Regions from separate parts of the Homo sapiens genome. Here region 1 is linked to region 2. The links are chromatin contacts, found by Hi-C or POLR2A ChIA-PET in ENCODE. All regions are on one chromosome and are shown on one strand. Each heading gives the region's core, a stretch centred on a gene start or an enhancer-like site at or near the end of the contact. The rest is flanking DNA. Distances are from core to core; before and after follow the strand shown. Region 1 has its middle 110 kb from the start of NOG. Region 2 has its middle 16 kb from the start of NOG.

Evidence for each region. Hi-C counts contacts between places; a loop is a spot of excess contacts on that map. ChIA-PET counts read pairs that join two places held with the same protein, here RNA polymerase II (POLR2A).
Region 1: a map of gastrocnemius medialis shows a loop between it and region 2 (2.3-fold over the local background). The contact joins two enhancer-like sites. A Hi-C loop is called at or near these places in 9 of 168 maps with a recorded cell type or tissue (HepG2, astrocyte of the cerebellum, dorsolateral prefrontal cortex and 3 more). POLR2A ChIA-PET finds 5 or more read pairs at or near these places in 5 of 52 experiments (A549, K562, activated CD4-positive, alpha-beta T cell and 2 more).

The regions. Positions count from the first base shown.
Region 1 is chr17:56,697,617-56,702,346 of GRCh38, reverse strand. No RefSeq gene overlaps it. Among named protein-coding and RNA genes, the nearest start is that of NOG, 110 kb to the right of the region's middle. RefSeq lists enhancers at 1,671-2,647, 2,424-3,623, 2,648-3,624. Within about 2 kb of position 2,931, at least 15 of the 41 ENCODE cell types and tissues checked have a DNase peak (open chromatin) inside an H3K27ac peak, as active enhancers do; they include gastrocnemius medialis, where a contact is called at or near this core.
Region 2 is chr17:56,575,327-56,580,090 of GRCh38, reverse strand. No RefSeq gene overlaps it. Among named protein-coding and RNA genes, the nearest start is that of NOG, 16 kb to the left of the region's middle. Within about 2 kb of position 2,135, at least 3 of the 41 ENCODE cell types and tissues checked have a DNase peak (open chromatin) inside an H3K27ac peak, as active enhancers do; they include gastrocnemius medialis, where a contact is called at or near this core.

The DNA.
Region 1 (4,730 bases), core at 1,682-4,181, 120 kb before region 2:
CCGTATGAGGCAAGTGGTAATTAACTCTCTTTTACAGATAAGGTTCACAGAGTTTAAATGACTTGCCCAAGGTCCCATGTCTTGTCAGTGGGGACACTTGCAGGAGAACCTACATTCACATTGTGAGATCCTGAAAGGAAAGATGCAAAATCCACTCTCAACATTTTCAGTGACCAACGCAAACATGAGGACATGACCCTCTAACACGCTCGCTCACATCACCTACCGGGTAAAAGCAGCCACTTGCTGTTTGCCTTGACACTGAGGTCTGAGAGGAGACTCCTCACAGGTCTTCTAGGGAGACACTGAGTGATGTTGGGAATACTAGTGATATCCTAAGCCCTAGCAGTGATGCTGGGGGTGATATCCCTGGGAGAAGGAGAGAGAGGAATGGTGAGAAGTCTCTTGGGTTTTAGCTTGGCCGAGGAGGCAGTAGGATGACCTTCCTATGAGTGCACAGAGAAAAGAGTTCATGGTCTGCAGTTTGAGGATGTTGAGACTCAACATCAGTGGTAGCCTGCCTGCCTCTCTTCTTCCCCCCTACCTCCTTCCTCCCTTTCTCACCCTCTCCTTCCTTCCTGAGGGTGAATTAAAGAAGACAATAATTGACTTTAAGAGCCATCTTTTGTTTTCTGCTTAAAACAAAATAACTGTATCAAGTCCTACGAGGGGATTAAAAGTGATTTCTCGAGAGTTAGATCACTTACGTAAGAGAAGGATGCTAATGAGTGAAGTAACACTGAATTTAACAACAAGAAATATCATCACTATCAGAATTTTTTGAGAGGCAGTACACGTTGATGGCCTCTTACTATTCATCCCCAAATTAAATCATGGACCCAATGACACTAGGTGGGCCACGTGTGGCCTGTGGGGTGGGTTGCTCATCATGGCTTTACATATTTTGGGTAGAATTCACCCAATGACTTTGCGCTGAGTCCCTAGGAGCACCCACCCAAACCAGCTGTTTAAAAAGTGAGAAATAAGCCTATCTACAGATGGTTAGTTGCCTCATTCTCTCTTCCAATCAGATGAGCGGATTCTGACTTTTAAGTGCACCCCCCCTTCCCTGCCCCAGCAATCCACCATATTGCCGTAAGCATGTTTGTACCAAGTGTGGACAGCTGCCAGGGTTCCAGGCTCCAGCCCCTGGTGCTTTCCCTGCTCCTTCAACTTGCTGCTCTGCATCTGAACCCTGGCTCCGCCTCCGATTTCTTTATCTGTTCTGCTCCTTCCCCTCCCTCTGGCTCCCCAGTTCGTGCCTGGCCCAGCGCACTGCCTTGATCTTGTTCTCCTGCTGGGTACAGGCCCAGGCTGAGGGTTCCCAGCACAGGGATTTGAAAAGTGGGCTTCCATAAAAAATGATGAGTTCATGTCCTTTGTAGGGACATGGATGAAGCTGGAAACCATCATTCTCAGCAAACTATTGCAAGGACAAAAAACCAAACACCGCATGTTCTTACTCATAGGTGGAAACTGAGCAATGAGAACACACGGACACAGGAAGGGGAACATCACACACCGGGGACTGTTGTGGGGTGGTGGGAGGGGGGAGGGATAACATTAGGAGATATACCTAATGCTAAATGACGAGTTAATGGGTGCAGCACACCAACATGGCACATGTATACATATGTAACAAACCTGCACGTTGTGCACATGTACCCTAAAACTTAAAGTATAATAATAATTAAAAAAAAAAAAAAGAAAAGTGGGCTTCAGAGTTGGGGGAGCTGGAGTCTAATGTCAGCCTACCATCTGTTAGCTCTGTGACCTTAGGCAGCCCATGCCACCTCTCTGAGCCTCAGTATACTTGTCTAGAAGGTGGAAACGATTAGATCTACCTCACAGAACTATTGAGAGGGTTGGATGTGAGAGAAGTTGGCACAAGCCTGGTAAGTAAGAAGCACTCAATAGGTACTGGTTATTATTGTTACCAGTGTGAGATTTTTTTTTTGACCAAATCTCGCTCTGTTGCCCAGCCTGGGGTGCCGTGGTGCAATCTCGGCTCACTGCAACCACTGCCTCCCAGGTTTAAGCTATTCTCGTGCCTCAGCCTCCCCAGTAGCTGGGATTACAGGCGTGCACCTATTTATCATGCCTGGCTAATTTTTGTATTTTTGGTGGAGACAGGGTTTCACCATGTTGGCCACACTGGTCTCGAACTCCTGACCTCAGGTGATCCACCCACCTTTGCCTCCCAAAGTGCTGGGATTACAGGCGTGAGCCACTGCACGTGGCCACCAGTGTGAGATTTTGAGTCCATCTGCATATGGGGTACTGGGAGCAATACAGAAAACCAATGCTTTTAAACACTGCATTCTCAAGGTTTTTTTTTCCAAATGTACAACCTCATAATAATAATTCCAAGGTGTTATAATACTCTCAATTTGGTGATGAGGAAACTGAGGCATAAAGGGAGAAATGAGGACACTTAATGTCACAGCCGGCAAATGGTGAAGCCTGGACTTGAACCCAGGCCTCCTGAGTCCCAGTTCCGGAAAGCAACACAGGCGGCTGCTTTGATCTTCCAAAGCTGCTGTCCAACAATGTGCCAAGAGGAAGACAGAGCAGAGCTGCTCCTCTGGCCCGGCCCCTCCGCCCTGATTGCCGGGTGGCGGGCCTTGCAGGAGGAATTCGAGCGGCTGGCTTGTGCTCATGCCTGAGGAATGTCTTGAGAAGTCGTGCCTAAGCCCTCTGTATCTGACTCATCATCTCCCCGTCTCCAGGAGTGTCAGAGAAGAGCTCCCTTTATCCCTCCTGTCCTCGGTCCCAGGCTTTCATTTGTCAAACTAAAAATATTCCCTCCGGGAACCTCCTTTTGCCAGAGGCTGAACGAGGTATAAGGGGAAAGGCATTTTAGTGTCACTTCCTGACAGCGCCTTGTTATTGTTCCTGGGCCAGAGGAGCAGAGCCGGGTGGCAGGAGCAAGGCGCCTCTGTCATTCTTGGGCCGGGGCCAACCTGTTCACCTTTCTCCTGCAAGCAGCCTTCCCTTTTTCCTCTCTCAAAGCTCCAGACAATAGTCCATCAGTCTGACATGTAGCCTTGTCCCGGTCCCTTGGGGCTGTGTGTGATTCATGCCAGGTGAGGACTACAGAATGCCAACTTCATTTCCTTTGCAGCCTAAGGGCTGGCACAGTTTGCACTTGTCTGCAAGGCTAGTTTACTGATAAAGAGACGTAGAGCTCGAAGGTAAAGGAAAAAAAGGGTAAAACAGATGAAGGTGGAACTCCCCAAGTAGGACAATGGCAATATGGGGAAGCCATCAAGATTTGTCTCCTGTTTCTCTCCTTCCTTTCCTTTCTTCGTTCTGTCACTTCTGGCAGCCTGTTGGCCCCAGGGCTGATCCCAAGAGTCCATGACCTTGACTTGGCCTAAAATCTTGGCTCATAGCCATAGAGCCACCTCCCTGGCCCCACCAGGGAACCCACTTCCTCGGTGGAAATAGAGCATAGTGAAATCAAAGGAGCACAGAATTTGGATCCAGGCCCCCCTTACCAACTAGCTGTGTGAATTTGAGTAAGGTATCTCATTCTCTGAGCCTGTTTCCTCATCTATATGGGTGGATAATAGTACCCATTATACCAGGCTATTGTGAAGAATAAATAAGGTGGTGTGTATAAAATAAGTCATACTATGCCTGTCAAACAGTAGGGTCTTGAATCATCATCACCATCATTGTTCCTCCAAGACCTTGCAATGGTGCCACTGCACCACTGGAATCAGAAGACCTTGTTCTAGTTTCAGCTCTGCCATTAACCAGCTGTATGGCTCCAGGCAAATCCCCTAATGTCTCGGAATCACATGTATTAATTTGTAAAATAAAGAAGAATTTAGGCTTGATTTCCTCTAAGATGCTTCTAAGATCTAAAGTCTGTGGTCATCGAGATACCTGAGAGTAGACATTCATGGAAAATTTCATTCTTTTAAAGAATATAAGAATAACCTTAGTCTAGGCAACATAACAAAACCCCATCTCTAAAAAAATACAAAAATTAGACAAGCATGGTGGCACGTGCCTGTACTTTCCGCTACTCAGAAGGCTGAGGTGGGATGATCACTTGAGCCCAGGAGGCAGAGGCAGTAAGTTGAGATTGCACTACTGTACTCTGGCCTGGGTGACAGAGTGAGACCCTGTCTCAAAAAAAAAAAAAAAGAGTAAATTGGCCAGGTGCAGTGGGTCCTGCCTGTAATCTCAGCACTTTGGGAGGCTGAGGTGGGACGATCAATTGAGCCCAGGAGGCACAAGCAGTAAGTCGAGATCACACTACTGTGCTCTGGCCTGGGCACTTTGGGAGGCTGAGGTAGGAGGATTGCTTGAGCTCAGGAGTCCAAGACCAGCCTGGGCAACATAGGGAGACTCTGTTTCTACAAAAAATAAAAAAATTAGCTGGGCATGGTGGTGCCCTCCTGTAGTCTCAGCTACTTGTAAGGCTGAGGCAGGAAGGTTGCTTGAGCTGGGGAGGTCAAGGCTACAGTGAGCCGCGATCATGCCACTGCACTGTAGCCTGGGTGACAGAGTGAGGCCCTGTCTCAAAAAAAAAAAAAAAGAAAAAAGAAAAAAGAAAAAAAAAGTAACTGCTTGCTGTGGACTAAATTGTGTCCCCTCCAAATTCATAAGTTAAAGCCCTAACCCCCAATGTGACTATATCTTAAGATAAGATCTTTAGGACATAATTAAGGTTAAATGAGGTGGTACCCTAATTTAATAGGACTGTGGCCTTATAA
Region 2 (4,764 bases), core at 886-3,385:
TATATGAGGTACCTAGAGTGGTCACATTCATAGAGATGGAAAGTAGAATGATGGTTGCCAAGGGCTGGGAGGAGGGGAAATGGGAAGTTACTGTGTAATGGATATGGAGTTTTAGTTGGTGTATTAGTGTGTTCTCACATTGCTAATAAAGACATATTTGAGACTGGGTAATTTATGAACGAAAGAGGTTTAATTGACGCACAGTTCCACATGGCTGGGGAGGCCTTACAATCATGGCTGAAGGCGAACAAGGAGCAAAGTCATGTCTTACATGGCGGCAGGCAACAGAGCTTGTGTAGGGGAGCTTCCATTTATAAAGTCATCAGATCTTGAGAGACTTATTCACTATCACAAGAACAGCACAGGAAAGACCTGCTCCCATGATTCAATTACCTCCCACCAGGTCCCTACCATGACACATGGGAAATATGGAAGTCACAACTCAGGATGAGATTTGGGTGGGGACACAGTCACAGCGTATCAGTTGGGATAATGAAAAAGTTCTGGTGATGGATGCTGGTGATGACTGCATAACAATGAGAATGTACTTAATGCCACTCAACTGTACACTTACAAATGGTTAAAATGGTGAATTTTACTTTATGTATATTTTACCACAACACAAAAATTAAAACTTTTAGTGGTGTCCATTGAGGGAGGAGCAGAACTTTGTAAAGAGTTCTCCCTCATAGGCCACCTTTCCATGGCTTGTTCCCCACCAGGAGTCCCGAAGTGAAGGGAGAGGCTCCCTTCCCTTGGGACTCTTAACAGGCAGCTTTCTTGCCTCTGGTAGGCCAGTAGCTGTGTGCAAAACGCATTTCTCCATTCTTTTGTCGCTCAGCCAAGCCCTGGATGCTTTCAGGCTCAGAGGAAGTTCATCTGAAAATAAAAGCGGTCCTTCAAGGGTCCATTTGGACTGAAAGACTCCCTTCCTGGTAGCCTCTGAGGCTGAAGCACGACTCCAGCCAGCCCCCTGGGTATAGTAACAGCCCTGTCAGCCAAGGCAAAGCTGCCGAACCTCAGAATCCCAAATTAGCACCTGGCCCTTCAATAGGGCAACTTTGGTTTAAAGTTTAAGTGAAACCTTGACAGTCCTACTGACTTGAGGGGAGGCCCTGGCCGGCTCTCATAGGATGCTCTTTCTTCAGAGGAATGTGAAGGTGTGTACAGTGCGGTGTCTGCAAACAGTCAGTGCCTACAACTGCAATTAGGGCCTTTCAATGGAGGTGTTAGCCACATTCAAAGTCTGACCGGTCTCACCCATGAAATTCATAATGGGATAAAAGTTCCATTCCGGGACTGACAACTTCAAATGGAATTTGGTGTAATCTTTTATTTATTTACAGGGTTGTGGGAGTGGGGGATGGGGGTTATGAAAATCCCACCTCACCCTGCACTCCACCCCCCAAGCTTCCAAGGATGAAATGAGGGTTGGGATTACATTTCGAGGGAAGCGAGGCTATATTTAAATATGCTTTGGAAAGTGTGGCTCCATGTCTGAGGCTGCCCTGGGTGACAGCTTCATCCAGCCTGGCCGGGGACATTCCAAAGAATCATATTGAGACCTTGTTGCTAATTGGTTCCAATTTATCAGTTCCAATTTCTCCCATACCAGGGCCAGCCTGAATGCTTGATAATTTCAGAGGGAAGCAACACACTGGATTTACTCCAGGAGCTCAAGACGGAGTCCATGCTTTGCCTCCGTCTGTGGTTTTCACTGATGACGATGGCTGTTTAATTAATTCCTGAATGTCCCTTCTTTTTAACCTAAGCTTACCCAAGTCATTATTCTATTAGCTGCCTCTTGGTAGATCTTTCAGTAACTTAAGTTCCTCGTATTTACGCAAAAGCAGCGGCTTTTTGTGGTATTAAGCGAGCTGGGAGAGCCAGGGGGTGGGGGTGGGTGGCGGATTTATTTGTAATTACAGTAGGGTTCTTGCTCCCATCCCACCATTCTGCCCATTCACAGGCTCCGGCCAGAGCTGGCGCCAAGATCTCCAAGTTGCCCTGTGTTTATGTCATTGAGACGAGGACAATATTTCAGTGTGGAGCCAAGCCACAGGGATCCACTCTATAAAACCCTCACTAAAAATAGACGTTCCAACCTCTGCCCAGCCCCCCTCCCCGCCTCCGCGACTCCCCCACGCCTGCCCCCAGCACTAGCAGCACCCAGCTTCAATTCGCAGGGAGACAAGCGTGCCAAATCGGTCGAATCTGGGGGCCCGGCGAGCTCTTTTCTTCCTGAGGAGTTTTAACCCAGAATAAAAGGCGTCAATTAGCAGCCTTTAGAGCTGACAGGGCAATTAAAGTTAAATTGCAAGACAGAGGGAGAGCTGGAAGAAGAAGGAAGGAAGGGAAAGGAGAGAGAGAGAGTGAGGAAGAGAGAGATTTCAAATGTATTTTTGGTGACAGCTGCATTTTTGAGGAGGGAGAGCCTCTCAAACTACAACTGGCTGTTTGGATATATTTTCACTTGTGAAGTGATATTTTCAGTGGACACTGATACTCCCAGTTTATTGCACTTTTCATGTTAGATCTGAGCTGCTTGGGAAAATTAAAACAAACACAAAGCAAAAGGATCTTGTCTTTACAAAGGCTCCCAACTGGCTGGGTCCCAACACACCCGTTGCTTTGCAGGGTGAGTTAGATGCAACATGGAATTGTGAGGGTAGATGTGTGGGTGGGTGAGGGCGGTTGGGATAGTCAGCCCTAATTCGGGTTTTGGGGCTCTCAGAGCTTAGAGCTGGTGACTTGGTCATAATGCTTCTGCACACCCCTGGGCTTTCAGCTCAGTTTCCTAGTCCAGGACACCAAGTCAGATTATAAAACTCTTGGGAAATAAAACCTTTTTTGGTCTACTTCTAGGTGACTTTCCTTCACTGATGACGATGGCTGTTTAATTCTTGAATGCTCCTTCTTTTTAACCTAAGCTTACCCAAGCCATTATTCCATTAGCTGCCTCTTGGTAGATCTTTCAGGAACTTAATTTCCTCATATTTACGCAAAAGCAGCAGCTTTTTGTGGTATTAAGCGAGCTGCGAGAGCCAGGGGTTGGGGGTAGGACCTGGGAGGGCTTTGGTTTGGGACCTGGGAGGGCCTGCAACTTTTTGAATGCAGATTGGAATTCATAACAAGAGCAGTATTGATTTGTGATTCAATCTTGCAACATGCCAGCTCAGGGCAATGAAGCCCATTGGAGCTGTGCACAGGGCTGGACCCAAGAGAGAAATGTAACATAATCAGAGCAGGGGTCAGCCTGGGGAAGCTAGAGCTTTGCCCACTTCCACAGCCTCCTACCCCACCACCACTCCCAGCCCCCAACCCCTGGAGGAAACAGGAACTACAGTTCCTGAGAGGGTGTTCTCAAAGTCACCCTTGCTTTGTCGGACCTCAAATTTCAGTCTCCCATCCTACATCTATAGTCCTTTTTTCATGACCCTCCTTCACTGTTTAGGGAAACTACCATTTCTGTCCATGCATTGAATGCAAGCTGGATCCCATTATTATACCTATTTGATGTAAGAGGAAACTGAGGCTAACAAAGATTCAGTAACTTGCTCAGTGTCGCCTAGTTCATAAGAGATGGTGCTGGGATTGGAACTAAGTCTAAATCTCAAGGCTGTGCTCCTTGGGCTGGGCACAGTGGGATTTGTAATCCCAGCAATTCAGGAGGCTGAAGTGGGAGGATTGCTTGAGCCCAGGAGTTTGAGACCAGCTGAGCAACATGGAGAGATCCTGTCCCTACCAAAAAAAAAAAAAATTAGTTGGGTGTCGTGGCACAAGTATGTAGTAGTCCTAGCTACTGGGGAAGCTGAAGTGGGAGGATCCCTTGAGCCCGGGAGGTCAAGGCTGCAGTGAGCCATCACGGTGCCACTGCACTCCAGCCTACACAACAGAGGGAGACCCCATCTCAAAAATAAAAAATAAAATAGGCTGTGATCCTAATCTTCACATGAATCTTCAGAAAAACCTTTTTATTATTTATTTATTTATGAGACAGAGTCTTGCTCTGTCACCCAGGCTGGAGTGCAATGGTGCAATCTTGGCCCACTGCAACCTCGGCCTCCCGAGTTCAAGCGATTATCCTGCCTCAGCCTCCCTAGTAGGTGGGTATTACAGGTGCCCGTCACCATGCCCAGCTAATTTTTTTGTTTTTTTTTAGTGGAGATGGGGTTTTGCCATTCTGGCCAAGCTGGTCTTGAACTTCTGACCTCAGGCGATCCGCCCACCTCAGCCTCCCAAAGTGCTGGAATTACAAGCATGAGCCACTGTGCCCAGCCTGTTATTTATTTATCTTTATTTTTCAAGAAAAAATTTAATGTCAGATTAGGAGAAAGAAAGAAAACTGCATTAAGTACAACTAATCAACTTGAAGGAAATAAAGAAGTGTAACATAAAGAAACCAGAATCAAACGCAATAATCTTACTTTCAGTATGTTTCTTTTTTGTCATTCTTATTACTAAACATAACTATTATATAAATGAATAATAATAAACTTGTGGTAAGTACTAATTGCTTAATAAAGTTTGAGATATGCGTGGTTCATGATTTCAAGAAGCTTATAACCTAGCAGAAGTAATCACCATAATTAAAGCTAGAACTTACTGAACATTTACTATCTAATAAATATTCAACCCATGTTAATTAATTCAAGATTAATTAAATTCTTATTTAATCTGCATAACAATTCTATGTAGTAGGAACTGTTATTATTCCCATTTTACTGACAAGGAAACAGAATTACAGAGTTTTAGTAACTTACC